2 separate regions of the Mus musculus genome follow, and region 2 is linked to region 1. The links are chromatin loops, found by intact Hi-C in ENCODE. Cell type or tissue: gastrocnemius. All regions are shown on one strand.

Evidence for each region. Peaks named below come from ENCODE experiments on the same cell type or tissue, not always from the same donor. Only the 100,000 strongest peaks of a DNase experiment are listed, where the experiment ranks them.
Region 2: it touches region 1 in a loop (2.3-fold over the local background); 3 of 42 quality-filtered maps call a loop at or near these places.

The regions. Positions count from the first base shown.
Region 1 is chr10:95,488,495-95,490,994 of GRCm38, reverse strand. Mrpl42 (mitochondrial ribosomal protein L42) reads left to right here. Exons shown (of 6, transcript NM_001359476.1): 5 at 583-749. Among named protein-coding and RNA genes, the nearest start is that of Mrpl42, 12 kb to the left of the region's middle. In gastrocnemius, a CTCF peak has its summit at 1,155 (motif pointing left); a DNase peak (open chromatin) is centred at 1,138.
Region 2 is chr10:95,863,510-95,866,009 of GRCm38, reverse strand. All of the region lies in intron 3 of Gm33377 (a long non-coding RNA gene), which reads right to left. Among named protein-coding and RNA genes, the nearest start is that of Gm33543, 22 kb to the right of the region's middle. In gastrocnemius, no CTCF peak of the experiment used is centred here; no DNase peak of the experiment used is centred here; H3K27ac peaks cover 308 bases.

The DNA of each region.
Region 1 (2,500 bases):
GGCCTGGTACTGGAACAGTAGCTAAGAATTTATATCTAATCTACAAGCGGAGAGGGAGACTGGGTCTGGCATGGGCTTTTGAAACCTTAAAGCCCACCTCCAGTGACACACCTCCTAATCCTTCCTAGACAGTTCCAACTGGGAAGGAACCAAGCGTTCAAACATACGAGAAGCCTGTGGTGGCCATTCTTACTCAACCCCCACAGAGGTCTGTTATATATTTTCCATTGTTCTTTCCTTAATAATATGTAAGGTAACCTGCCACATTGCAGATTAAAAAAAAAAAAATCATGGGCCCCAGTATATAGGAGAAATAGGAAAAAAATAATAAGTACCTTATCAATGAGGTAAAGTAATTGAGTAAGAACTTTTATTATTGGAAAGTAAACCTAAAATTTTTTTTTTGTGTATAGACGAGTCTTTCCGACTTTGGATAATACAGCTACCTGAAGGTGCTCTGGTAACTTAACACTGAATGGCAAGGGGGTGCATGGCTGAGGGCAGTCGCTGTTTCATCACAAAGCCGGTCAGTTCCGGCTTACGTTTCTACATTTCATCGTTGGTAATTTGCTTATTTTATAGCCCATCCCTCAACCAGATCTTCTGCATAATAATGAGGAAACCCACGAGCAGATCCTGAAAGCCAAGTTAGAAGTTAGAAAGAGCAAGCAGCTGGAGCAAGGGCCCATGATAGAACAACTGAGCAAGGTGTTCTACACCACGAAGCATCGCTGGTACCCGCACGGACAGTAAGTCCATCCCGTCCCTCGGCTCCCACCACACACGCTCACCTCTGCCTTTGCATCAACAGCTTCTGCAGTGGTGCTGTGTGGGAACATTGACCAAGTGTGCCATGGTGTATTTCTCAGTCTGCATATCCTGGAGTTCAAGCAACATTAACACTTTATTAATGCAAGTCTTTCTGAAATTCTGCTGGCTTGTGCTAGTCCTTTATTACAGTTTTTACATTTTCTTTCCTGATAATTACTGATCTTATTCTGAGCACTTTACCCATTTCTTTATTCTAAAGGTTTATTTATTTCCTTATCTTGCGTGTATGAGTGATTTGTGTCTGTGTAAGTACACTACATGTGTTTGCCCCCGGAGACCTGGGGAGTACACCAGATCCCCTGGAACTGGTGCCACCCTGTGGCCACTGGGAACAGGACCTGTATCTTCTGCAATAGCAGCAAGTGCTCTTAACCTCTGAGCCATCTCTGCAGACACCCTTTATCCATTTCTAACAGAGTTTTGAATTATTATCCCCCTCTCCCCAATTGTGCAGGCTGATTGGTCAGTAAATCTCCTTAATTCCTATAAAAACTACTTGCAGTTCTGTTTACAATGCTCACATAGTGTTTTTCTCCCTCCCTCCCTCCCTTCTTTTTTTCTTTTTGTGTTTCGAGACAGGGTCTTACTATGTAGTCCTGTCTGTCCTGGAACTCACTGTGTAGGCCAGGCTGGCCTCGAACTCAGAGATTTTTCCGCCTCCAAGTGCTGAAGGTGTGCACCATCACTGCCCAGCACATTGTGTTATTCTTGTCCTGTGTCTGACTATGGCCTTAGTTTCCCTTTCCTTGTGTGATTAAGTTAGTCTGTCTTTGTGTGTGCGCATTTTTGTGCTAGTGTGCGTGAACATGGGAGCCAGAGGTGAATGCTGCGTGCCCTCCTCAGCCACTCTTTACCTTATTTACTGTCGTCGCCACCCCCCACCCTATTTACTTACTTTTAAAGATCTATTTATTTTTATTTATGTCCACGTTTTGCCTACTTACAAGTGTGTGCACCACATGTGTGCAGTGCCTCAGGAGGCGAGGCATTGCATCTCCTACAACTGGATTTAGAGATGGTTGTGAGCCACCAAGAGGGTGCTGGGACTTGAACCCAAGTCCTCTAGAAGAACTGCCAGTGCTCTTGAGCACAGGGCCATTCTCTTGAACCTGATCTCACTGATTACACAGACCGATTGGCCAGCATGGCCTGGGATGCCCCTGCTTCTGCCTCCTCAGTTCTGGGATTATGCGTGTCCACTGCCTTACAGGCTGCCTTTTACATAGGTGCTGGGATTTGAACTCTGGTCTTCATACTTCCATGGAAGACACTTTAATTGAGGCAGCTCCCAGGCCTTTCTATTTACTTGGGTTGGTTTTTTTTTGGTTTTGTTTTGTTTTGTTTTGTTTTAGATTTATTTATATATAAGTACATTGTAGCTGACTTCAGATGCAGGGTGTCAGATCTCATAATGGGTGATGGGTGGTTATAAGCCACCATGTGGTTGCTGGGATTTGAACTTAGGACCTTTGGAAAAGGAGTCAGTGCTCTTACCCACTGAGCCATCTCACCAGCCCTATTTACTTGTTCCTTTGTTTATTTATCCTTCCTTCCTTTCTTCCTTTCTCTCTCTCTTTCTTTCTTTCTTTCTTTCTTTCTTTCTTTCTTTCTTTCTTTCTTTCTTTCTTTCTTTCTTTCTTTCTTTCTTTCTTTTTCTTGTTTTTTTCAA
Region 2 (2,500 bases), 380 kb before region 1:
GGTTGTTGGAAGTCATCACAGGGTCAGATAGAGCAAGCCTGCTAACTCAGAACTCTCTCCTCCCCATGCTGTTCTACCACTGCAGGGCCCTCAGAATCATGAGCTCATCCTAGCCTAACTATTTTCCAAAGAACCCACCTCCTAAAACCACTGATGTCTGCTTCTAAGATGTGAGCTTCAGGAGACACATTCAATCCACACTACTGTGTTGATATCTGCTGTGTAGAAATTAGTTACTTCTGATTGTATTTATCCAAGGCAGTAGTTTAACAAGCACATTAGTCTACAGGCACATTTTTGCTAATTTTAGAAGATAAATATAAACACACACACATACACTCACTCACACACACACATATACACACATACATGCACACACACACACTCATACACACACATATAAACACATACATGTACACACTTATATACACATGCATGCACTCACATACATACACATAAACTCACACGTAGGTATACACACACTCACACATGTAGGTATACACATACACACACAGAGACACGCATATACACACATACACACATGTGGACATATACACACACGCATAGGTATACACATACCCATACACACATACACATGCATACACACACTCATGCACATAAACACACACTCACATGTACACACATACACACAGGCAAACACACATGCATACACACACACATGATTACATACACACATTCACCCATATACACACACAGACAGACACACATACACACATGTGTGCACACGCACATGCACACACACGCCATCCAAGAGACGAACAGTTGCAGAATGAAATACACTCAGACATTTCCAATTGCGTTTGGGGCCCCGGTTCAGTTCACCCCTTGCCCCTCTGTTCCAGCCTCTTTCGCCTTCCATCTCTTTCCATTTTATTTTTCTCATCGTGTTTTGACAGGTGAAGTTGCTCGTGCAAAAGCCATGTAATAAAATACAGGAATGCCACCTTTGCCTCCCTTGCCTGCTGCCGCAGAGCGTGTGAAGCCTGTGCCCTCTACCCTTCAGAGGAGTGCTGGAGTGGCAGGAGGCTCATGGAGCTGGAATGCTGTCTGTCTCTCTCTGGCCTCTCTGCCCGGAATGTGCTCCCCACCCTAATCTCCACTGAGACCAGTGTGCAAGCACTAGAGGCTTCAGCCAGCACAGACATGACACAGCAAGGGGGACAGAGGCTGGAGGCTGCAATCAGCCCATCCTATTTATTTAACTGCAAACTTTGTTCTTTAGTTTTTATAAAAAGCTTCATTGTTACATTGAATCCAAAGGAATTTAGCCTTTAACCTGCAGTTTCCAACTCCTGGTGCTAGCAAACTTTCTTTTCTGATAAGGGGACCGCCTGATGGAATTTTCTTCTTTTCTCTCTCATCCTGAAGGTGGGGCAACCCACTGAGATGTCTTTTGGACCTCGATTCTTATCAACTAAAATAAACACAAGGGCTCTCTGGTAATATATCCACGCAACAGAAGCTCCTGGTGTAATAAAACACAGAACATACAAAGAACGGGATCAACAGGCTTTAGTTTAGGGGTGTGTATGTGTGTGTGTGCGTGCGCACCTATGTATTTTCTACATTTCCCAATCTATCTAATTATTTTCTTTCTCCATCTGTTCCTAAGAGCCCTTTACTTATTGTAGGAAATTTCATACATTGATATAGTGATTTTAGGTAGTTTTCATGCCCCATTCCCCTCTCATCTTTCCAACAAACCTCATACTTCAATGTCTCCAAGGCTCAGAGAATATAGTACCAAAGAGGAGACAGAAAGACTCTAACAGCCAAGTAGTTATTTTATTTTTTTAAAAAGGCACAGGTTTGTTTTGTTTATCTTCATCCATATAGCCAGAACATGGTCCTTCATTTTCCTCTAAGGATCACAGTGGAAAAGGCTCAAGCCCTTTGTAATGACTGGGTGCCTATATCCCTGCCAATTTATACTGAAATCTTTATATTCCCCACCCCCTACAAACACACACAGGTGATGGTATTTGGGGGGGGGGGGCTTTTGGATGTCATTAAGTCGTGAGGAAGCCACTTTCCTAAATAAGACTCTTATAAAAGAGACCTGATTCTACTGTGGAAGTCAAGTGAGAGGCGGTGCCCCTCATCAGATACTGGGTCTCCTGGGATAGTAATCTGTATTATGTGTGTGTGTGTGTGTGTGTGTGTGTGTGTGTGTGATGAAGTTTGTCAGCTCTAGAAGATGAAGATATTCCTCCCATTGCTGTTTTTCACTGAAAGCTTGAGAACCAGGATCAGTTATGGGACCAGTTGCGCATGGCAGTGCTGGACAGAGAAGAAAGAGAAGTAGGCCAGAAGGGTTCTCCCTGTCACTCCTGGAGGAGGGTTCTCCTAAACTGACTTCACCAGGTCTTCATCCTCCTTAGAACCCTAGTTCCTACCTAATTTATTGAGTAAGATACGTGTGTATGTGTGTGTGTGTGTGTGTGTGTGTGTGTGTGTGTGTATTAAACTGATGGCCTGG